3 separate regions of the Homo sapiens genome follow, and regions 1 and 3 are each linked to region 2. A link is a contact called in ENCODE Hi-C or POLR2A ChIA-PET data. All regions are on one chromosome and are shown on one strand. Each heading gives the region's core, a stretch centred on a gene start or an enhancer-like site at or near the end of the contact. The rest is flanking DNA. Distances are from core to core; before and after follow the strand shown. Region 1 overlaps INO80 (INO80 complex ATPase subunit). Region 2 overlaps RTF1 (RTF1 homolog, Paf1/RNA polymerase II complex component). Region 3 overlaps MGA (MAX dimerization protein MGA).

Region 1 (4,194 bases), core at 1,393-3,892, 410 kb before region 2:
ACAGCTTTCTCCTCTTCCCTGACCAGGTTGCTGACTGACAAACCTAATGGAAGAGAAACTTTCTTTCAGGCCATAAACTGGGGAAGGGGGAGTGCGGAGGCAGGGGAGGGTAGGGAAGCAATTGCCAGAGAGTAGCAGATTTGTTTCCTGGCTTGGCCAAAGGCTATACACAAATTCTTATCTCAATACAAGGTATAACCAAACAACACTCAGCTGCTGCTCACTCGATGGAGTAGAGGGCTCCTGCCAATTCAGAAACACAGATTTTATCCTTCTTTGGCTATCTGGGTTTATTCCTACTCTAATAGGCAGTATTCAGATACCTGTGAAGTCAACTGGTAAGGAACTTGAAGATGACAAGGCTAGCTTTTGTTAAAATGTGGAGGCTGTGATTATCTGTCAAGCCCACGCTGACAAATATGCTGAAAGCCCATTTCAGGTTGAATATCCCTAATCTGAAAATCTAAAACTTTGAGTGCCTACATGATGCACTAAGGAAATGCTCATTGGAGCATTTTGGGTTTGGGATTTTTGGATAAGAGATACTCAATCTGCATACGCAGAATTGCTCAGAAGAACCCTAAAGCTAGACTAAGACATGGGGAGAAACAGCGTATGAGAAGCAAAGGCCACAGCACAGGAGAGATCAGAACATAAAACACCGGCTGTATCTAGTTAGGTAGTTCTATCATTTCGTGGAAGTTAGGCACCAAGGGAACTTGATCTTGCTATTAACTTTTCTCCTTTTGTGTTGATCAAGCTTTAGGGAAATGGCTGTCAGGTTTTGGTACACATAAGGACCTCCTTTGAAGCGGACCAAAAGTGTAGATTTTGAACCAGAAGAACTGAGGGAGGGGCCAATAGACCTATGTTTTTGACAAGCACCCCAGCGTCCCAAGTTGAACCTTGAGAAATACTGCCTTGAGACATATGAACAGCTGACCATGGGCTGTAGGTGCCTCTGGAGGGTACCAACGTGACAGAAAGAGCATCATTTACCAATAACCAGAGAGTACTCTGGCTTGCAGATGAAGCTGAACTGAGTTTGCTAGGGAGCAGTGCCATCTATGGTCCAGATGCAAAACTACAGAGGGTCACAGCAAACTGGGCCTGGAGTTCCAAAACCAGTTCACAACAAAAATAGTTTATCCAAACAATACTAGAATCTCATATCACCTTTATCCTCTCCAAAAGGAACTTGTTTTCGGCTGAGCATGGTGGCTCACACCTGTAATCCCAGCACTTTGGAAGGCTGAGGTGGCAGATCGCCTAAGGTCAGGAGTTCAAGACTAGCCTGGCCAAGATGGCAAAACCCCATCTCTACAAAAAATACAAAAATTAGCCTGGCATGGTGGCGTTCACCTCTAATCCCAGATAGTTGGGAGGCTGAGGCACAAGAATGGCTTGAACCTAGGAGGCAGATGTTGCAATGAGCCAAGACTGTGCCACTGCACTCCAGCCTGGGCAACAGGGTGACAGACTGTCTCAAAAAAAAAAAAAAAAAAGTTAAAAAAAGAAGGAACTTGTTTTCTTGCTTCCAACTTATTCATTTTTCCCACTAATACATGAGCATGGGCAAATAAATATGGACCAAAAGAAAGCAAATAAATACAGGAATACAAAGCAGGTGGATGAAAATTGGGTCTCTCTCCCTTCTATGACTTGACATGGCAGTATCCCAGCAGATCGTGGGTCAGAGCAAACATCTCCCATGTAGGATGTGTGTCGCAGACCTGCAAAATTAATAGCAGCTATACTTCTATAAAAAGTTTAAAAAGTAAGTCTAGACTATAGAAATATGACCAGTTCTATATGTCTTGAACAGCATGCATACTCTTAGATAAGTAAAGCATATTTAGTCTTCTCTAGTAAGACTAAAGCGCGGTGGCTCACACCTGTAATCCCAGCAGTTTGGGAGGCCGAGGTGGGTGAATCACCTGAGGTCAGGAGTTCGAGACTGGCCTGGCCAACATGGTGAAACCCCGTCTCTACTAAAAATACAAAAATTAGCTGGGCATGGTGGTGCCTGCCTGTAATCTCTGCTACTCTGGAGGCTGAGGTGGGAGAATCACTTGAATCCAAGAGGTGGAGGTTACAGTGAGCTGAGATTGCACCACTGCACTCCAGCCTGGGTGACAGAGTGAGACTCTGTCTCAAAAAAAAAAAAAAACAAAACAAAACGAAAAAAAGAAACAAAAAAAAACAACAAAAAAACCTCATACAGACCAATTTTTATACTCACAGATAACCGTTTTGATTTAAAAATTTTTATTTATTTATTTATTTTGTAAAAAAGCAGAACTTATATTGGAATTATACATAAAGACTCTGGGCTCATAGTCTCGAGATGAAAAGCCAAAAGCTAGAATCTCAGCATGAAAGAACAGAGAAACAGGAAAAATGGTTTTTCTGCCTGGGATTCATTTCTAGGCACTCTTATAGTTTAAAAACAAAACAACTTTTTCCAGTTATAAACTTTCATCTATTTTTCAATTTTCATTTTGATGATACCCTTCCAGGTCTAGGATTGAATGCTTAAGAGGTTTGCAAGACACTGTTCTTAGTGAAATATTTTTCAGTGTTTTGAGAGGCTTCTTTGGCCAGGAGCCCAGGATCAAGATATTAATATATTCAGAATCATACAATGTCATGTTGTAAGTATGTAAGCAATGTACTTATGAGGTCCAAAAGAGGGCAAAAATGTCCAATATACTTAGAGTAAATCCTGCTTTCTAAGTCAGCTGTATCCCAGACAGCCTCCCCCTATTCTGCTAACCCCAAGTGACCTCCCGATTTGATCAGAAGGAGAGATGAAGCATGACGTACCGTTCTTCCCTCCCCACAAAAAATGCATACTCTCCCTCGTCCTACAGGAGCTAACCCCTTTCTTGCTTCATTAACCTCTGAAACTACAGTACCTTCAGGGGCTGCCCCCTTAAGCGTTCAGCGCGTCCTTCCTGAGGACACGTATGTTCCTGCTCTAGCTGAAGGAAGCGTAACCGCTCCAAGCGCTGCAGTATTTTGGTAAGAATAATTCCTAAGGCCTTAATTTATTAACCCTGCAGAATTATTTCCTCAGCTAATGATAAAACAGCTCCTATAATTCCTTCCATAGTGGCACAGTTCTTCCTGAACTAACCCTCAAGTTTTCATAGCATGTGTCAGAGAAATTAATTTGCCTAATTCAAGGCCAGGGTTGGCTTCAAAGGACATCAGTTTCTCTCTCCCCAATACAGATGGGTTAGAAGTCAATATAAGATATAATTAGGGTATCTCATGAAATTTTGCCTTATTCACTGATCTGAATCCCTAGGACTGATCTGAAAGGTAAAAGTTGTAGATCTGTGTATGAAATAGAGATATCTAAACTCTTCTTCCTGTCCTCCTAATAATCACGGTGTAATTACTCCCATTTTCAGGTTTAGCACATACTATGTAAAGAAACTCTACAAACATGGGAGGGGCCAAGTGGGAAAGGAGCACCCTTTCAGCCAAACGATAAAAGCTTTCTCCTGCTCCCTGCTTGCCAACACATGTTCACAGCAATTAGAGTTTTCCTCAAGCTACATTTACTTTTCTTGAGAGAAACAGCAGCAGCAGGCATGGTAGCTGGGATTTCTGGCTCCTCTAAAAACAATACTGAAGTAGTATAGATGGGGCATGCATGTGTGAGAGAGTGGGACTGTTCTTGAGAGTGGTGGGTTATAGATATTTGGGGAGCTCCAAGTGGTAAAAAATGAAGAACTTTCAGGTCAACAAATAAATACAATTACAGGCCAAGAGAGCTCATCTTTATTGGCTCTTTAAACACTGGGAACAGGCTGGGCACAGTGGCTCAGGCCTGTAATCCCAGCACTTTGGGAGGCTTAGGCAGGAGGATCACATGAGGTTAGGAGTTCGAGCCCAGCCTGGCTAACATGGTGAAACCCTGTCTCTACTAAAAATACAAAAATGAGCTGGGCGTGATGGCATGCACCTGTAATCCCAGCTACCTGGGGGGCTGAGGCACGATAATTGCTTGAACCTGGGAGGCGAAGGCTGCATTCAACCAAGGTTGTGTCACTGCACTCCAGCCTGGGTGAGAGAGCAAGGCTCCATCTCAAAAACAAAAACAAAAAACCCCAACAACCAAAAAACAAAACACTGGGAACAGGAGAAGTTAAAAAGACTTGATGTGCCTCTCTCAGAAATCTA
Region 2 (4,232 bases), core at 612-3,111:
TAATAAATTTTTGTTGAATAAGCAGATGCTACTTGGCATACCTATGGTGTCAAGTTTTATTTTTTTTTGAAATGGAGTTTTGCTCTTTGTTGCCCAGGCTGGAGTGCAGTGGGGCAATCTCAGCTCACTGCAACCTCCGCCTCCCGGGTTCAAGTGATTCTCCTGTCTTAGCTTCCCAAGTAGCTGGGATTACAAGTGTCCGCCACCACACCTGGCTAATTTTTGTATTTTTAGTAGAGACGGGGTTTCACCATGCTGGCTAGGCTGGTCTTGATCTCCTGACCTCAGGTGATCTGCCTGGCTTGGCCTCCCAAAGTGCTGGGATTACAGGCATGAGCCACCATGCCTGGCCGCCTTCTTTTTTTTTTAATTTTATTTTTAGAGCTGGGGTCTCACTGTGTCACCCAAGCTACATGGTGGGACATTTTCTAACTTGGTTACATTGAGATTACTTGAAGAGATAAAGGACACTGTCACTTTGGGGGTTCTTGTTCCAACCCCTCTACTGCAATACTGATATCCCTTTTTTTTTTTTTTTTTTTTTTTTTTTTGAGATGGAGTCTCGCTTTGTTGCCCAGGCTGGAGTGCAATGACGTGATCTCAGCTCACTGCAAGCTCTGCCTCCTGGGTTCACACCATTCTCCCGCCTCAGCCTCCCGAGTAGCTGGGACTACAGGTGCCCGCCACTACACCCGGCTAATTTTTTTGTATTTTTAGTAGAGACGGGGTTTCACTGTGTTAGCCAGGATGGTCTCGATCTCCTGACCTTGTGATCCGCCCACCTCAGCCTCCCAAAGTGCTGGGATTACAAGTGTGAGCTACCGTGTCCGGCCCCCTACTCCTTTTTTTTTTTTTGAAGACAGGGTCTCACTCTGTTACCCAAGCTGAAGTGCAGTGACGTGGTCATGGATCACTCTAGCTTTGACCTCCTGGCTTCAAGTGATCCTCCCTCCTCTGCCTCTGGAGTAGCTGGGATCACAGGTGTGTGCCACCATGCCCAGCTAATTTATTTATTTATTTTGAGACAGAGTCTTGCTCTGTTGCCCAGGCTGGAGTGCAGTGGTGTGATCTCAGCTCACTGCAACCTCTCTGCCTCCTGGGCCCAACCAGTTCTCCCACAGCCTCCTGTGTAGCTGGGATTACAAGCATATGCCACCACATCTGCCTACTTTTTGTATTTTTAGTAGAGACGGGGTTTCGTCATGTTGGCCAGGCTGGTCTCAAACTCCTGACCTCAAGTAATCTGCCCATCTTGGCCTCCCAAAGTGCTGGGATTACAGGCGTGAGCCACCACTCCTGGCCACAGCGAATTGATTTTTAATTTTTTGTAGAGACAGGGTCTCCCTGTGTTGCCCATGCTGGTCTCAAATTCCTGGGCTCAAGGGATCCTTCCTCCTACCTTGGCCTCCCAAAGTACTGGGATTACAGGCCACCTGTAAGCCACCTGTGAGCCACCACGCCCAGCCAATATTCACTGTTTAAATCAACCAACAGTTTTGCTATGAAAGGGACACTAGGAAGTAACTTCTCGGATTTAAAGCTCTGCGAATTACTCTTTTTTCCTCGTCATCTCGTAGATCCTTCCACTTCTCTCTGTCCCTGTGGCTACTTGTTTAATGCGACTGCTGTGGGTTCCTTCTGAGTCCTCTCTGTACTTCCACCCTGGCCCCTCTAGTCTGTTCATCTACCAGTTGTAGTGCTCTTTTTTTTTTTTTCTCTCTCTCTCTCTTTCCAGGAGTGCTCTTTTAAAACCCTTGCTGGATTGGGTTACTCCCCTGCTTCAAACCATTTGATGGCTTCCCACTGCCTAACTTCCATGCTCCTCACCCTGTTTTATAAAGCTCAGAAAGATATGTTTTCTTCTTACCACTAACCCACCGCATTCAATTCTCCTGCTTGCCTGCTAAACTTTAGTCACAGTTTCTCTTTCAGTTCTTTGACTAAGCCAAGCTGTTATCAGCTTCAGGGCCTTAGCTGTTCCATCTGAAGGCCTCTGTCCAGAAAACTGTACCATCTTTTCCTCTCGTGAAGTTTCTAGTCTCAGCCTCAGTGCCTCAGAGAAGCCTCTCTAACCACCCTACTGCAGATAGCCCCTGCACTCATTTGATTCACTTCCTTCTTAACACTTACCATTAGATGGAATTCATTGTTTCTTTACTTGTTCATTGTTTGTCTCCCATACTTGATTTTAAATTCCATGAGGTCAAGGACCATGTATCTTTTCCTTATTTTTTCTTTGTTTTTAATTTAATTTAATTTATTTTATTTTTTCTTTTCTTTTTTTTTTTTTTGAGACAGAGTCTTGCTCTATTGCCCAGGCTGGAATGCAGTGGCACGATATCAGCTCACTGCCATCCCTACCTCCTGGGTTCACGCAGTTCTCCTGCCTCAGCTTCGTGAGTAGCTGGGATTACAGGTGCATGCCACCATGTCTGGCTAATTTTTTTTTTTTTTTTTTTTTTGAGACAGAGTCTCGCTGCCCCCTAGGCTGGAGTGCAGTGGCGCGATCTCGGCTCACTGCAACCTCTGGTTCACTACAACCTCCACCTCCCGGGTTCAAGCGATTCTCCAGCCTCAGCCTCCCAAATAGCTGGGACTACAGGCGCGTGGCACCACACCCAACTAATCTTTTGTATTTTTAGTAGAGACAGGGTGGGAAGACTTTTTTGTTGCATATTGGTCTATTCAGCTATTATGAGCCCTCAATAAGAATGTAAAGGACTGGCTGGGCATCGTGGCTCACACCTGTAATCCTAGCACTTTGGGAGGGTGAGGCAGGTAGATTGCCTGAGCTCAGAGGTTCAAGACCAGCCTGGGCAACATGATGAAACCCTGTCTCTACTAATAATACAAAATATTAGCTGGGCGTGGTGGTGCATGCCTGTAGTCCCAGCTACTTGGAAGGCTGAGGTGGGAGAATCGCTTGAACCTGGGAGGCAAAGGCTGCAGTGAGCCAAGATCATACCACTGCACTCTTGTCTAGGCGACAGACCAAGATTTCATCTCCAAAAACAAACAAAAAGAATATAAAGGACTGAGCTAAAAAGTAATCTTGCTGTGAGTTTTCCCAGTAACTTCCTATACAATCCTCAAGTTGTGGGAAGTGCATCTTGTATCTTTCACACTGTTAAGAGAGTCTTTGCTGTCTCCATACTATTGTGGGTTTTCTTTTCTTTTTTTTGTATTGAGACAGAGTCTTGCACTGTCGCCCGGGCTGGAGTGCAGTGGTGTGATCTCGGCTCACTGCAACCTCCACCTCCTAGGTTCAAGCGATTCTCCTTGCCTCAGACTCCCAAGTAGCTGGGATTACAGGCGCCTGCCACCATGCCCAGCTAATTTTTTTGTATTTTTAGTAGAGACGGGGTTTCATCATGTTGGCCAGGCTGGTCTTGAACTCCTGACCTCGTGATCTGCCCACCTTGGCCTCCCAAAGTGCTGGGATTACAGTCGTGAGCCACTGCGTCCAGCGGGTTTTTCTTTTTTCTTTTTTTTTTTTTGAGAAGGAGTTTTGCTCTTGTTGCCCAGGCTAGAGTGCAGTGGTGCAATCTCGGCTCACTGCAACCTCTGCCTTCTGGTTTCAAGCAATTCTTCTGCCTCAGCCTCCCAAGTAGCTGGGATTACAGGCGCCTGCCACCACGCCCAGCTACTTTTTTTGTATTTTTAGTGGAGACAGGGTTTCACCATGTTGGTCAGACTGGTCTCGAACTGCTGACCTCGTGATCCACCTGCCTCGGCCTCCCAAAGTGCTGGGATTACAGGCGTGAACCACCGCGCCCGACTGGGTTTTTCTTTTTAAGGCAGTGTCTTGCTCTATTTCCCAGGCTGGAGTGAAGTGGTTCACTGCACTCTCAACCACCCAGACTCAAAACAATTCTGCCTCAGCCTCTTGAGTAGCTGAGACTATAGGCATGTGCCACCACACCTGGCTGAGTTTTTGGATTTTTTGTACAGACGGGGTTTCACCACATTGCCCAGACTGGTCTCGAATTCCTGGGCTCAAACGATCAGCCCTCGTCGGCTTCCCAAAGTGCTAGGACTACAGTTGTGAGCCAGTGTCCCTGGCTCATACTTTTTTTTTTTTTTTGAGACGCAGTCTCCCTCTGTTGCTCAGGCCAGAGTGCAGTGGCACGATCTTGGCCCACTGCAACCTTCACCTGCCAGGTTGAAGTGATTCTCCTGCCTCAGCCTCCCGAGTAGCTAGACTACAGGTGCACGCCCCCATGCCTGGCTAA
Region 3 (4,083 bases), core at 1,313-3,812, 270 kb after region 2:
GCTTGGTGTTGAAAATGTATTTTATTGGACTGAGACACTAATGTAATATTTTCTGTGTGATTGGATCCTATGGAGTATACTGCAGGTTATTGTTTAAGATGAGGCTGAAATGGCTGAGGATAAATTATATTGGGCTTAGAAAAGCATCCCAGATATTTATACTTTTTTCTTTAGTTTCAGAAGCCTTTGAAATGCTTTTGGACAGGCAAGTAACGTCAATATAGTTCAATATTTTAGGAAGATAAATTCAGTAATAAAAGTAATGGATGTGAAAGTGTCTCGATTATTGGGGATATTTAATTTTATTGCCTTTTCTTGTGATTTTGCCCCTCAAATCACTGCCTTGCAGTGATTTCTGCAAGAAATCTAAGAAAATATTTCTTAGATTTTAAGAAATATTCTGGGGGGAAAAAACTGTTTAGTGTAACTTTTCTAGTTCTAAGTGGAGGAGGGTCAGTCTGCTCTGAGCTATTTCACACTATTAATGGAAACCTACCTACCTAACTTTTTAAAAAGTGACTGGGCCGGGCGTGGTGGCTCACACCTGTAATCCCAACACTTTGGGAGGCTGAGGTGGGCGGATCACGAGGTTAGGAGTTCGAGACCAGCCTGGCCAACATGGTAAAACCCTATCTCTACTAAAAATACAAAAATTAGCCGGGCGTGTTGGTGCATGCCTATAATCACAGCTGTTCGGGAGGCCAAGGCAGGAGAATTGTTTGAACCTTGGAGGTGGAGGTTGCCACTGTACTCCAGCCTGGGTGACAGAGCAAGACCCCATCTCAGGGAAAAAAAAAGTGACTGATCAGAAGAAAATATTTTAGTTGTGTAAATGCTGTTTTCTTATTTTTGAAATTTTAAATTTTTTGTTTATTTATTTTAGAGGAGGCATCCTGCTCTGTTGCCCAGGCTTTTTTTCTTTTTTTTTTTTGAGACGGAGTCTTGCTCAGTTGCCCAGGCTGGAGTGCAGTGGCACGATCTCGGCTCACTGCAAGCTCCGCCTCCCAGGTTCACACCATTCTCCTGCCTCAGCCTCCCGAGTAGCTGGGACTACAGGCGCCCGCCACCACGCCCAGCTGATTTTTTGTATTTTTAGCACCGTGTTAGCCAGGATGGTCTTGATCTCCTGACCTCGTGATCCACCTGCCTCGGCCTCCCAAAGCACTGGGATTACAGGCGTGAGCCACTGCGCCCGGCTCCAGGGTTTAATTCAGTGGTGCAATTGTAGCTCACTGCAGCCTCGAACTCCTGGGCACAAGCAGTCCTGGCACCTCAGTCTTCTGAATAGCTGGTACTACAGGCGTGTGCCACCATGCCTGGCTATAAATGCTGTTTTCAGTCATAGGCTTTGAACTATTTAAAAAAAAATGCCCACAATCCTTTGTTACATGTTATTTGTTAGTGAATATATATAGTGGTGTGTATAGTTTTTCTCAAAGCAGTTTTCATCCTGCTTTCCTGTGCTGCTAACGTGTTGACTTGTATGGATATTTTGAGGTGGGGGGAAATGAGAGGTGCAGTTTTAGAATTTCTGAGTCTGAGAATTTTAATTCGTCATTACTTTATGTGGAATCTTTTTTTTTTTTTTCTTTTTTGACACAGGGTCTTGCTCTGTCGCCAGGCTGGAGGCAGTGGCACAATCTCGGCTCTCTGCAACCTCCGCCTCCCGGGTTCAAGCGATTATTCTGCCTCAGCCTCTTGAGTAGCTGGGACTACTGGCATGTGCTACCACGCTGAGCTAATTTTTGTATTTTTAGTAGAGATGGGGTTTCACCATGTTGGCCAGAATGGTCTCAATCTCTTGACCTTGTGATCCGCCTGCCTCAGCCTCCCAAAGTAGTGGGATTACAGGCGTGAGCCATCGCTCCTGCCCAATTTTTTATTTCTACCATATTCTCAAGATACATTGGTACAGTTCTTAGGCTTTCAATGGATGATTGGGAGGAGGGGGAAACTAGATGTTTATGTTGTTTTTGGATGAATTATACACAATATATCTGGGTCATACGTATTTGCCTTTAACTCCCTATCTTTTATTTTGGAAGAATTAGTGGTGAATTCTTTATATTGAAAGTGAGTTTTTCAATTTTAAAGTTGGAAAATCATCTGGCAACATCATGACTATACTAAAAACCAATGAATTGTATACTCTAAAATTGCTGCAATATTATGTTTTATGTTATGTGAATTTAATCTCAAAACATACAGGAAAATATCAGCTGGCAGTTTAATGGCCCTTTCCGGTTTGTGTTGCAATTCTTAGTTGTGATGGATGTGTGTTCGCTTTACAGGGTTGTTAATCACCGTGTGGATTTTTAGAGTTTTTGAGTGTTTTTGAGGAATGGCTCAGGAAATCTGATGTGTTACTTGGATTCCTAACATCTTTTTTTTTTTTTCTCTTCAAGTCTTGTTAATGGATCATTTTGTACTTTTAAAATCCCTTTCTCCTCTCTCTCTCCAGTCTTATTGCCAGCAGTTTTGAAGATGACTCCCGTGTAGCCTCACCGTTAGACCAGAACGGAAGCTTCAATGTTGTTATTAAAGAGGAACCTCTAGATGATTATGACTACGAACTTGGTGAGTGCCCAGAAGGGGTCACTGTGAAACAGGAAGAGACAGATGAAGAGACGGATGTATACTCAAACAGTGATGATGATCCTATACTAGAGAAACAGCTAAAGAGGCACAATAAAGTTGACAACCCAGAAGCTGACCATCTATCTTCTAAATGGCTTCCAAGCAGCCCATCAGGTGTTGCTAAAGCTAAAATGTTCAAATTAGACACTGGAAAGATGCCAGTAGTCTATCTGGAGCCCTGTGCTGTCACCAGAAGCACAGTTAAGATTTCTGAACTCCCCGATAACATGCTTTCCACATCTCGAAAGGATAAATCTTCTATGTTGGCAGAATTGGAATATTTGCCTACATACATTGAAAATTCCAATGAGACTGCCTTCTGCTTAGGCAAGGAATCAGAAAATGGTCTTAGAAAACATTCACCAGATCTCAGAGTGGTACAAAAATATCCCTTACTGAAAGAGCCTCAGTGGAAATATCCTGATATATCTGACAGCATTAGCACAGAAAGAATACTCGACGATTCAAAGGATTCAGTTGGAGACTCACTTTCAGGAAAAGAGGACTTGGGCAGAAAGAGAACAACTATGCTTAAGATTGCAACAGCCGCAAAGGTAGTGAATGCTAATCAGAATGCCTCTCCAAATGTCCCTGGAAAAAGAGGAAGGCCACGAAAATTGAAACTCTGTAAGGCAGGACGACCACCTAAGAACACAGGAAAGTCTTTAATTTCTACAAAGAATACACCTGTAAGCCCTGGGAGTACCTTTCCAGATGTGAAGCCTGATCTGGAAGATGTGGATGGTGTTCTCTTTGTTTCCTTTGAATCAAAGGTAAGATTGTAATTTTCAGGATTCTTTAAGGCTAATTAGTCATACTTGAATTGTATACTGGCTTGTAAGTAACTCGATTTACAATCTAGTTTTGTGATATCTATTTGTGAGGGTGTATGGGGGGTGGAGTTGGGAGGGAAGTGTCTCCAAAATGTTTGGTTTAGTTAATAGGAATAACTTAAGATACTTCATTTGAATAGACTTAAAAAAGTATGTCTTGCTTAGATTTCAGTTTACGATTTTTGCATAGCTGTGTTTAAAAAAAGTCTTCGGGTCTTACTGGAATTTTCATCATTATGGATTTTGGAAAGGACTAAAAATACATGAAATATTTACTAACTCTTTGGTGACGCTCCATTTCTTTTACCTCCTGGTTTTCTTTTATTTTTCTTTTCTTTTTTTTTTTTTTTTGAGACAGAGTCTTGCTCTGTTGCCCAGGCTGGAGTTCAGTGGCACGATCTCAGCTCACTGCAATCTCCGTCTCCCGAGTTCAAGCCATTCTCGTGCCCCAGCCTCACGAGTAGCTGGGATTACAGGCGTGTGCCACCACACCCAGCTAATTTTTGTAATTTTGGTAGAGACGGGGTTTTGCAATGTTGGCCAGCTAATTTCTAACTTCTGGCCTCCAGCAGTCTGCCTGCTTCAGCCTCCCAAAGTGCTGGGATTACATGCA

What was found. A loop is a pair of places that touch in the nucleus more often than their neighbours do. ChIA-PET counts read pairs that join two places held with the same protein, here RNA polymerase II (POLR2A). Pooled maps may share reads with other maps.
Region 1: POLR2A ChIA-PET joins it to region 2 with 16 read pairs in activated T-cell. The contact joins two enhancer-like sites. POLR2A ChIA-PET finds 5 or more read pairs at or near these places in 4 of 52 experiments (GM10248, GM12878, H1 and 1 more).
Region 3: a pooled map shows a loop between it and region 2 (2.1-fold over the local background). The contact joins two enhancer-like sites. A Hi-C loop is called at or near these places in 2 of 50 pooled maps. POLR2A ChIA-PET finds 5 or more read pairs at or near these places in 3 of 52 experiments (CD8-positive, alpha-beta T cell, Panc1 and activated CD4-positive, alpha-beta T cell).

What each region holds. Positions count from the first base shown.
Region 1 is chr15:41,021,614-41,025,807 of GRCh38, forward strand. The region is part of intron 25 of INO80 (INO80 complex ATPase subunit); the gene reads right to left. INO80-AS1 (INO80 antisense RNA 1) reads left to right here. Exons shown (of 5, transcript NR_170322.1): 4 at 2,874-3,024. Among named protein-coding and RNA genes, the nearest start is that of INO80-AS1, 6.9 kb to the left of the region's middle. Within about 2 kb of position 2,643, at least 2 of the 41 ENCODE cell types and tissues checked have a DNase peak (open chromatin) inside an H3K27ac peak, as active enhancers do.
Region 2 is chr15:41,427,735-41,431,966 of GRCh38, forward strand. The region is part of intron 1 of RTF1 (RTF1 homolog, Paf1/RNA polymerase II complex component); the gene reads left to right. Among named protein-coding and RNA genes, the nearest start is that of RTF1, 13 kb to the left of the region's middle. RefSeq lists enhancers at 1,840-2,059, 4,041-4,232. Within about 2 kb of position 1,862, at least 3 of the 41 ENCODE cell types and tissues checked have a DNase peak (open chromatin) inside an H3K27ac peak, as active enhancers do.
Region 3 is chr15:41,693,614-41,697,696 of GRCh38, forward strand. It overlaps MGA (MAX dimerization protein MGA), which reads left to right. Exons shown (of 24, transcript NM_001400225.1): 3 at 2,462-3,410. Among named protein-coding and RNA genes, the nearest start is that of MIR626, 4.1 kb to the left of the region's middle. Within about 2 kb of position 2,563, at least 7 of the 41 ENCODE cell types and tissues checked have a DNase peak (open chromatin) inside an H3K27ac peak, as active enhancers do.